2 separate regions of the Homo sapiens genome follow, and region 1 is linked to region 2. The links are chromatin contacts, found by Hi-C or POLR2A ChIA-PET in ENCODE. All regions are on one chromosome and are shown on one strand. Each heading gives the region's core, a stretch centred on a gene start or an enhancer-like site at or near the end of the contact. The rest is flanking DNA. Distances are from core to core; before and after follow the strand shown. Region 1 overlaps CHURC1-FNTB (CHURC1-FNTB readthrough). Region 2 holds the start of SPTB (spectrin beta, erythrocytic).

Region 1 (5,539 bases), core at 2,514-5,013, 73 kb after region 2:
GAATTGCTTGAACTCAGGAGGCAGAGGTTGCAGTGAGCCGAGATGGCGCCACTGCACTCTAGCCTGGGTGACAGAGCGAGACTCCATCTCAAAAAAAAAAAAAAAAAGAAAGAAAGAAAAAAAAAATAACCAATATTTCTTTCTGCTCTCTGGGAGGATGGTCTCCCTGCATGCTTGGACATTCCCTCAGCGTCATCCTCCTACCCTTTCTGCCCCCATGGCTTCTCCAGCTGTGGCTCTTTGTCTCCTCATTTGCCTCCCTGGCTCTTTCCTGGGTAAGAAGGACAGGAGTGGGGGAGTGTTGGGTGGGATGGGAGATCATTTCTCGACCGTAACATGGCAGCTAGGCCTGGATGCTGTCAGAGAAGAGGTTGACAACTTGAAGTCCTTCATTACTAACACGGGGATGATCTCTTAAGCAGAGGGCAATCCTGCATTTGGGGACCTGGACTTGGGAGAGTTGCTGCCTATGACGTCTTTGTTTCTGGATGGACCCCGAATCTCTGGGCTTCTGTCCTGAAACCCAGACAACAAGCCTTCCGAGGATGGCCACTCCCCCAGGGCCTTGGGGTGCTGGGGACGTGTGGGAGGACCTGCCACTGGGGAACACACCCCTAGGTCCCCACGCTCAGGACTGGCCCTGGAGGCCCAGCAGAGGACCTGGGGTGGACTTGCCTTTTCCCTCCACTTACCTGCTGCCCTTGCTCTCTTCCCACCTGCCGTTTCTGCTCCTCATCAGCCTTATTCCCAATAAGGATCTTCTGGACGCCTTCTGGTGCGTACTAGGGACAAAGGATGGGCAGAACAGCCAGTGAGTGCTGCCTGCCCCCCCAATTTTCCCTACAGAGTCTGCACTGCCTCCAGCCCACCACCAATTCCAGAGCCCTAGGGACAGGGTGGGCCGACTGGATGCAGGTGCCAGGCTCCCCCAAGTGCCATGGCTGACCTCAAGGGTATCACGGGGAGAGCTTAGGGTAGAAGACACTCTGGCTAAGACTGGTGCTTCCTTGGGTTAGACCACTGGTATCAGAGCTGGAAAGGACATTGGATGTAAGTCCAGCCCTCATTCTACAGGAACTGGGGACCCAGAGGATTCAAATGGCTTCCCAAGGCTCCACAGCTATTGTGCAGAGCCAGGACTAGATCCCAATCTTGCAACTCCACCTGGTCCCAAGATTTCAGGAAAGAAGCTGCTCACAGGGAAGACTTGGAACTAATTCATTTCCGGGAAAGACACAGCCGTGGAGGCCTGGCAGGGTATAGAGAGTGAGGGCATGGCAGCTTCGGTTTCTTCCCCATGTCTTACTCACCCAGAGGTCTTCATCCAGGGCTGTGGAAGGCAAAGCTTCCTGGAAGCATTTGCCTTCCCATCTGGCCCTCGCCTTGCCTTCCCCGGTGAGGCACCCTCTCCACACCCCGGCAGTGAGGTGGCATCTCCTACCTCATCCACGTCACTGACCCACTTCATGATGTGCTGGTAAGAGCGCTCGCTGCTAATGTCATAGACCAAAAATATCCCCTGAGAGAGAGAGAAATAGAGAGATGTGATATGCACAGAGAGAGTGCAGTCATGGGGCCAGAAGGGGCCGTGGAAACTTAAAGGTTGGGTCCCACTCTCCCATTCTCCCTGCTCAGCATCCAGAAATATCTCTTCTCTCAGACCCCACCACTGCCGCCTCCCAGGCCCATCACAGAACTCTCTACAGCAGGAAGACACCACATGCTTTGACCTGGATCTTTGACCCAGGATGGAGGGTGGAAGTCAGGGGTGAGGGCAGGGGCCTGCCTGCAGTGAGTGGGCCATGAACAATGGACGGACAAATGATCAGTGAACAGCTGAAAGACGCCCTGCGCTCCTCCAAGCAGGCGAACTGTATTTAGGGGATCCGTGGCACAGACATCTCAAATACCCAGAGCTGGGAGTGTGGGTGGCAGCTTCCCACTTTGAAACCCCCAATGTGGTGGCTTACCTGGGCCCGCCGATAGTACTGCTTTGTGATGGTCTGGTATCTCTCCTGCCCTGCAGTGTCCCTGCAGGAGAAAGCCAGTCCCTCAGAGGAGCAGGGACCATGGGAACAGACGGGGAGGGGAAGAGCAGAGCTGTCCCCTTGTAGGAAAAACTGGGGAGCTAAAGGGTGAAAAACCAGGGATGCTTGGATCCCCACAGGGATCTGCAGTCAGAGGCCTGGTCATCTGTGCTGGTGCTGACCAGGCCTGCAGGGCCTTGGCCCCTCCTGCCAACTGCCCTCCTGGCAGAAACCAGAAGCCACAGCCAGAACAGGCCTTGGACAGCTCTCTGGAATCTGGCCACTGTGGCCAGATTTGGTTGGATGGGAGTTGGCAGGGGATGCTGCTACACCCCTAGTCCCTATGGGACCTCTGAAGGCAGTGCCCATACTGCTGTGGAATTGAGAGGGAGCTCTAAACCCTGGCAAAGGCAGTGCTTCCAAGACCTCAGGCAGAGAGCCACAGCAGCACCCTCTGCTACTGTGGAAACTTCATCATGCTATCCTGAGGAACTCTCTCAGGGTCTCGCCCTAAATGATGGGGGGTGTAGCCTCCTTCCTTCCAATCTTAACATAGTGTGGCACAGCCCAAGGGCAAAGCCTAATCCTGAGATAAATTCACAATGGTTAGTGTGCCAGTTCCTTCTAATTCCTGCCCTTTGGTGCTTGTAGTCAATCCCCTAAAGTTTCTTAGAGGTTGGAGATTAAGGCTTATAGGAAGAGATGGGCTTCTGAGACTTCGCTTCCATCCATCAGAGAGGTGGCCAGTTATCCCAGGTGAAGCCTAGGAATTTTACACATGGCAGGGGCAGCTAAGGAGCAGCCAGAAGTCCTCTTCTCCTACATCTGCCTCCTCCTCCTCCCCAGCTCACCAGATCTGTATCCGCACTTTGATGCCGTCTACCTCTATGGTCTTCATCTTAAAGTCAACACCTGAAGAAAGGAAGAAAGAAAGAAAGTTAGAAAGCGTACCCACGAGAAATGAACAGGAAAGGGCCAGGCAATCACACTTGAAAGGTTTCCTTTCAGTTTAATTTGGCAAAGGGATGAAGTAATGTAAAGGCCTTCTTTAAGCAGAAACTGACCTTAAGGAAGTATCTGAAGCTTTGAAAGGGGCTTTCCTCCCTCCCTGAGCTGAAAGTTGCCACAAGTAAAGGCCCTGGGGGACCCAGAGGAGGGAGAGTGAATCTGGGGAAATCTACTTCATCACTGCCTTACTCGACAGACTTAAAACATGTCTCGTTCTAGTCATGTGTGAAGTCTTCCTATTTATACTTCTGGAGAGAACGCTGTGTTTATCCTTCCTGAAATTCTAATCTCTAGGAATAGCAACCCACATTATTTGCCTGCTTTCTTCCCTCTCTCTCTTTGCCTTGTTAATAACCAGAAGGGGTCATAGTGCCAGACTGTGGAGAGAGAGGAGGGCTCTTCCAACCCATGATTGTACCTGAAGCCTCAGCACCCAGCCAAGGCTCACCAAAAAGAAGGCCTCATGCGTCTTGGTTGCTGACTCACTCATTCACCATAGGAGGCACTGTGGTTGACTAGAAGGAGCATGGGCTTTGGTGTCAGGCCTGAGCTTATCTCCTCCCTCTGGCCACTCATAGCTCATTGCTATAACATCAGGCACCTTGCTTCACTGAGCGTCCATTTCTGCCTCAGTAAATATCTTCATCAGGGACATTACCAGTATCTCAGAGGGTTGCTGAGGAGGCCGGATGAGATACAGCACCTGGCCCAATTGACTGCAGCTGTCATGAGCTAGTGCAGGGCCGGGTACATGCGGGTGCTTATGAGTGACTGTCATAGGACCAGATGAAGAGGCAGTGGCATGGCATGGCATGTCACTGCGGGAGGGAAAGGAAGCAAAGAGTTCCCACGCTTCTTCATCCAAGGGCTGGAGGAGCTAAGCTGCCACGAGACACAAGAAACCGAAGGGATTTGGCAAATGCGTGCAGGGCAGAAACATATTGGAGAAATCTGCAGCAAGAGAAGTCAGCACCACCAGCAGCAGCCAGCTTGACTCTGAGTGACAACAGAGAGATGAGGGAGGTTGTTTTGCTGACCATGCCTCTCCCCAACTCTAACTATACCCAGGCACTATGCCCAGGGATTCAAGAGCTACGTCTGGTGGGTTAATTAAGCTTACGTCTTTGTGTACTCCCTGGAGCAAGGTCAGGAGTGGGCATGATCAGCCACAGTTTTCAGATGGGAACATGGTAGAGTTCCGAACCGTCTGCCACCAGCTGCACTGCCCGGCCCAGAAGGCCTGAAGGCACCAGCATCCCCATCACCACTGCCACTCCACCTCCGCATCAGTTATTTGCCAAATGGGAGACATCTTCCCTTATCTGTGCTGTCCCCAGCTTTCTACAAAGGCAAACAAATTAAATTCTGTCTCTTCCTTCCCACCATCAAGACCAATCATCATTTAATTACAAGGGAAAAAAGATGCAGAACGGGCAACCTGAACTAAATCGATTTGGTCAGACGTGAATCATTTCTCGCCTGCCCAAGCTGATTCATATCCATTGAGCTGTACTTTTCCAAATGGGCAATGCCTGGCAGCCATTCTTCCATGTGTGCAGAGAAAGAGTGAAGAGAAGGAGGGAGGAAGGGAGGAAGGAGAGAAGCATCAGGCCTTGGGAAGCAGGAGTATGCTTATTTCTGCCTGGATCAACGGTTATCAGGCACCTGTTTCTCCCCAGTACCTGGCATAGAAGGGAATCAAGACATTCTTGTTTCATGATACAGCACCTTCTTCCAAGAAGAACGAGAAATTTTCTCCAATTTGTAATATACCTGGTTTATCCTCACACTAGCCTAGCAAACCTGGCCAAGGACAGTGCCTTGTGCAAAGCCATCACAAGGGGGACAGGAAGAGAGAAGGTTTTATTTCCTTTATCCCACAAACATTTATGGGAACTTCCTATGTGCCCTGCACAGTGCTCAGTGCAGACAGAGCAGTGAAAAAGACATGGCCCCTGCCCTCAGAGAGCCTAGTGGAAAGGAAACAAGGGCTCAGAGAGGTCAATGGCTAGCCAGGGTCAGCACAGCACGTGCAGAGATTCCAACACAGGTCCATCTATGCTGGAACCCACGCTGCCCCTTGCGCTGGTTCTTAGGGAAGCAAGAGGAGAGTCGTGTAGTTGGCTAGGCCTGGAAGCCCTAACTCTGCTTAGTTTCCTTTTTGCCTGTGGGTGCCTGAGAAGGACTTTGCTAGGAGAGGAACTTCCAATATTAAGGTGAATTTTTCCCTGTGAGAGAAGAGGGGATGGAGGGAGAGGTGAAAGCAGGCAACTGTCCCCAGAGACAGAACTGACAAGGAGACAGGGTACTCCACCGGAAGTGAGGCTGGGCAGTGACTCCTTCTCACCTCCTCCCTCACTTCTTAGCTATGTGGCGGGGGACTAAGGCTGAGGAATTCCGGGGCTCGCAGCACTCCCCGGCCTCACACACACCCCACCATCTTGCAACCTAGGTCTCACTGGCCACCTGGGAACATGTGTTTTATTCACCTTTTGGCTATTCAT
Region 2 (5,269 bases), core at 911-3,410:
GTCAAATTTTGACTTTAGTTCAAAACTGTCATTCACACCTAGCTTGCCTAAAATACTCATTTTTATTTTGCCAAATGTGATCCCAGGTAGGAGTCTTGCTCCTGTCATACCTTCACCCCCAAAACTAGTCATCTAGCAGGCGTTCTGCTATAGGACACCTTCAGAACACTTGGAAGAAGCATTGATCAGAGCCAAAGGTGGTATCCCAACTCTCTTCTGGGCAAGCCGCTCAGGAGAACTTGATACGCCTGTGCTACAAGGCCCATCCTGGATGCCTGGGAGTCCTTGGGTGCTTACAATTCCATGAGTGGACTCTGAGTCTTCCCAGAACTCAAGATCAATAGGACTGGCTCATCCCCATCATTGCCACTGGGGCACTGATAAAGCTAAGAGCAACAGCTAAGGGGTCTGAAAGCCACATTTTCATGAGCGTTTATGTCTTTCAATGGTGCTTTACTCTAGAGTTTTTGATAAAATTCTTTATAAATGACCCACCTCTGGAGTTAGTGGGTTTCAAGGCTGGTGGGCTCTTCTTCAATGTAAGTTTAACATTCCCTTTCCTGGCTAGCCTGCAAGCCTCCAGGCAAGCACAGGCCTAGCTGTGTCAGGTGCTGGACATTCAGCATACATTAACAATCATTTTGCACTTAGAAAAAAAAAGGTGTTTTCAATTGCATTTTGGAACCTGGGACTCAGAGCAAAAGAATAAAAGCTGAATCCTAAAATAAGAAATGACCTGCCTTGGGTTATAGTGGGGGAAGGGGTGGGCGAAGAGGGAATTCTAGAATAAAATTCAGAGCCATCTGTGAAGCTAAGGATAGGACAGTGGACAGTTGAGCTGTGCCTAAAAATCTTTGATTTGCAGACTCCTCTCATTAGGGAGCCGCCTGAATCTCTTCCCTTAGAAACTAAAATACGGATCGTGACTACCTCCAGGCAGGGGTTTTGCATGACTGCCTCCTACCTGGAGGTGACAGCCTAGTCTCTCCCCACAGAAATTCTCAGTACAAAAAGGCTGTCACTATATCCCCCCACCCCACCCCCCAATCTGATGCATCTAAAATTTAGATGTACAAAAAACAGTGGCTTCTTTTCATTTTCCTTACTCCTGGCTGGCGCCTCTAATTGCTCACTGAAAACAGTGGTTTGGATATTAATAGGCTGTAACTCAAGGCCCTACCTGAAGCTCGTTGTCAGGGAAACAGCACTCCAGCCCCGCAGCTGCTTCCCCAGCCTGGGAAGTACGGATGAGTTGGTGGGAGTTGGGGATTGTTTTACAGCTTCTGTTATTTCTCCCACTTTCTGCTATTTCTCAAGACCAAGTTAGAGGAAGAGGGGAAACTGGAGAGGAGGGTGAGGGTAGAGTAGCCCGGAGAAGCTTAGAGGAAGAGAGGAACTCTTTGGGAGAGGAAGACTAGGGGTCCTTGAAGTATGGCTTGGGGCACTAGGATCTTTCCTCCCTCGGTCTACACGGGGTCACTCTCTGGGTGGCTCCCAGCACCCGGAGGCCCGGCCCCCTCTGCTGCCCTCACCTGTCCCTCCTGCCTGGGCGCTGGGTGGCCCGAGGAGAGCGCAGCCAAGTTCCCCAGAAGAGGGATATGAGCGGCCACAAGGCTGAGAAGCCGGACAAAAAAAGGCAGAGAGCAGCGCTGCGGTCGGACGGGCTAGAGGCGCAATCCCCTTCGCTCCCAGGCCGGGGTCCTGGAGAAGGCGGACGAGAACACGCACCCCCGTCACCCTCTCCCTGCGCCCCGGGGTGACGGACTCTCCGGGATCCCGCTCTCCAAAGCTAGCACCAAGTGCCTCGGACGCCCGCGCGCGTTCCCGCGTCCCGGGATGATCTTTGCCGCAGCTGCCGGGCTTCCCGGGCCCCGCACCCCTCCCACCCCACGCCCGACAACCGGGGCTGGACTCCCACCCGGTCCTCTGGGCCCTGCGCGTCAGGCGCCCCCTGGGCCCAGCGCTCCTTTGAGCTGGCGCCGCGCGTCCCAGCCTTGCGCACCCGCACCCAGCTCCCTTGGCCGCCGGGCCCTCCTGGGACTCACCTGCCCTGGGACTGAAGCGGGGGCCACCCCGAGCCCGGGGGTGGCGGCGGCGGCGGCGCAGGGGGAGGAGGGCAGCGCGGGGCTCCTGGCACAGCGGCCGCCGGGCGCCTGGTGCTGCCGAGCCGCGGACCCGCCCAGAGATATAAATAACATTATCTGAGGAGGGACATTCCTGCCGGGGGACATCGCTGCTGCCGGGACCAGATAGTCCCGCGGCGGGGGCGGGGAGGCGGGGCCGCAGCCTCCCGCAGCGCCAAGCCCAGCCCCCGCCTTCCCCACCCACTCACGCACCTGCCAATCAGCCTCCGCGCCTGGGGGCACCTGCCGGGCCTCAGCCCGGCTCCTGGAACCCGCCTCTGCCTCCCCGCCCGCCGCTGAGCCTGGGGCGCCTCCATCGTCGTTCATTGCCCCTAACCCCGCGCCACCCCGAGCCCCCTGAGGCGGGAAGGGGGTTGGACTCTAGCTCGGGCCTAATTCGTGCGCCCGGAGAGGCAAGCCTGGTGGCGAAAATGAGCCCTCCAGCCTTTCCCGCCCTGCATCCCCACTGCACACAGTTCAGTTTTTAAAATATATGAAAAGACATTTAGGCCATAGGGTGGGCGCGGCGGGTACCCGGGAGGTGAACCCCCGCCGTGGCGGGTTTGGGAGGGACAGATTGTTCCCGGGGGCTGGTGCATTAGAAAGCGCGCTCCCGGGCGGGCTTCTCTCGGCTGGCGGTGGGAGGGCAGGGGGCGGGCACTGGGCCCGAGGGCCCCACCCCCAGCCCGAGCTCAGTGTCGCTGTTTCTGCCCGAAAACCTAGTGTAATCAGGACGAACCAGGCAAAGCTGGCGGCGCGCAGCCTGCAGTCCCAAGGAGCTCGCACATTGTAGGGACTGTAATCAACAGGCAGGCTGCCACACCTGCCCACTGGCACCTCCTGGCCGGCCCGGGTCTCCGGGCGAGTGGGGGTGCCTCACTACAAGCCTGGATGAGGCGCGGCGCAGCAGGCCAGAGGAAATACTAGAACCGATGGTGCCAAAAAGGCATCTCCGAGTTGCCCCCGGAGAGAAACTCAATAGAACACCGGCAGCTTGCAAGGCAGTACATTTTCTTGACTTTCTAACGATCAAGGTCATTGTTCAGTAAGGTTTACGTGTACGCCTTGAGGTAGCTTTCATCTCTTTTCTCCACCTGCGGTGCCTGGGATGATTTCTCACCAGCTATCAACGCAGGTAATCTCAGGTATTATGGAAATGGCCGTGGAGATTAAAAGCGCATAGATGCAGAAGAAGTTTTAACTTTTACTGATGCTGCCTGGTGTTCTTAACAAGGGAACAGTCTTACTCCTGAGTTATTTGCTTGGGATTATAATTGTGCTGTTTTCCAGAATTCACCCAGGAAAGGGGTGTTTGCCAGATGTTCGAGTTTAGTTTATATATTGAACATATGCAAAGATACTTCACTTCCTGCTGCAGTCCCACTTCTTGAGGGTGGGTATTTAGACACTGAGATGTGCTGAGTGGGACAAACGCCCCAGGTATTACAGAGCCACAGAATTCTTCACTCCACCCTCCTCTTGGCTGGATCCTTATTACAGCTCAATTTTCCAAGAGACACTAGTAATATGGGAAAGAGGATACAAAAACATTCATGGTCATCGATAGATTCGCAGTGATCCCCTCCTCCCCTTTGTTGACAACATTTAAGAATGCATTTTTCTATTACTGAGTTAAAAAGAGAAAGTTCTGTTTTGTGAAAAAAAATGTTTAAAAGTCAAATTCTGGCAAGGAAAGCTCAAGAAAAACAGGCCAACTTCAAAAGCTGAGACTATTATATATCTCAAGAAGAAATCCTTCATCTATTTTTGTTAGAAAAAAATGGAGGGAAATTATGTATTTATGGTTTTTTAAAAGCTTGTATGAATAAACTTATTAGATAAATTCATGGTTCTCTAGAATGGTGGTTCTGCAGCTACGTAATTATATACTATGCAAGCCAGATAATTCCTTAGCTATAGGTCTGTGGCACTGAACTGAATAGTTGCATACATATTTTTCTTTGTAGCCTTAAAATTTATAATTTTCAACCATAAGAAAAAATTAATATGATAAAACTCCAAATCAGCAGACAGATTACCCCAACATTTTACAAACCAGCTCAGCTGCTTTAGTTATCTCCACTTTAGCTGAAAGCTAAATAATTCAATACAACCTCATTTGCTACAGAGCATGTTATCCTGACAGCATCCCCAAATGCTTTACAGCTAATAGAGTTACAGTGAAATGATAAATCAGAACTGAGGAAGAGAGGAAATTTAGGCTTGCAGTGAGGAAAGGGCATTGTCAAATAATAGGGAAAGGGGAACAGATCTCTGTGGCCAGGAATGAGAAATTGGGAGAATAAAAGAAGGGAGAAAGGTTGGGCATGGTGACTCACACCTGTAATCCCAGTACTTTGGGAGGCCGAGGCAGGCGGATCACTTGAGGTCAGGAGTTCAAGACAAGCCTGGCCAACATGGCAAAACCCTATCTCTACTAAAAACACAAAAATTAGCTGGGTGTGGTGGTGCGCACCTGTAATCCCAGCTACTTGGGAAGCTGAGGCAGGAGAATCACTTGAACCTGGGAGGCATAGGCTGCAGTGAGCCAAGATCACGCCACTGCACTCCCACCTGGGTGACAAAGCAAGACTCTGTTTCAAAAAAAAAAAAAAAAAAAGAAGGGAGAAGGAAACACATACATATGTTCGTTATCAAGGTCATCATTGTGGGCAATAGGGATCACGTCTGGAGGGACCTCCTCAGAAGAGTATAGAATACCTCTTGGAATTGTCTATGTGAAGGATAGGAGATTAACCCTCATCCTGGTTGGACAAAGGACTGCCCCCACTGGTCTCCCACCCATGTTGAAAACCTACACTTCCGAGCTACCCAGCAAGCTCCACATAGGCAGTCTGCAGATTTGGAAGAGTTCTGGGGCCAGAAGAGAAGGTGTGCATTTGAGAATAGATGTTGACAGCCAGAGAGTGGGGGGTAAACCTTCACAGAACTGTCTACTCAGGTCTAGCTGAAACCAACAGGTGAGGCCAAGAAGATATAAGTTGAGACTTATGTTAGAATCATCTAACATAAGAGGGAACTTTCACTTTCCATTTCTGTAGTCTTTGAGTTTTTCACAATAAGCTTGTATTGTTTAATAATAAGTAGAGATGATAAATAAATTAAAAAGTAAAGATTGGATGGAG

What was found. Hi-C counts contacts between places; a loop is a spot of excess contacts on that map. ChIA-PET counts read pairs that join two places held with the same protein, here RNA polymerase II (POLR2A). Pooled maps may share reads with other maps.
Region 1: a loop to region 2 is called in a pooled map, with 2.2 times the contacts of the local background. The contact joins the enhancer-like site here to the promoter of SPTB in region 2. A Hi-C loop is called at or near these places in 2 of 50 pooled maps. POLR2A ChIA-PET finds 5 or more read pairs at or near these places in 2 of 52 experiments (T-cell and activated CD4-positive, alpha-beta T cell).

The regions. Positions count from the first base shown.
Region 1 is chr14:64,949,633-64,955,171 of GRCh38, forward strand. All of the region lies in intron 3 of CHURC1-FNTB (CHURC1-FNTB readthrough), which reads left to right. RAB15 (RAB15, member RAS oncogene family) reads right to left here. Exons shown (of 7, transcript NM_001308154.2): 2 at 2,879-2,939; 3 at 1,971-2,031; 4 at 1,442-1,519; 5 at 693-782. Among named protein-coding and RNA genes, the nearest start is that of GPX2, 9.7 kb to the left of the region's middle. RefSeq lists an enhancer at 5,261-5,539. Within about 2 kb of position 3,764, at least 2 of the 41 ENCODE cell types and tissues checked have a DNase peak (open chromatin) inside an H3K27ac peak, as active enhancers do.
Region 2 is chr14:64,877,747-64,883,015 of GRCh38, forward strand. SPTB (spectrin beta, erythrocytic) reads right to left here and starts at 2,161. Exons shown (of 36, transcript NM_001355436.2): 1 at 2,046-2,161. LOC105370534 (a long non-coding RNA gene) reads right to left here. Exons shown (of 3, transcript XR_943942.3): 3 at 3,135-3,642. RefSeq lists silencers at 2,272-2,441, 2,492-2,631, 2,702-2,781.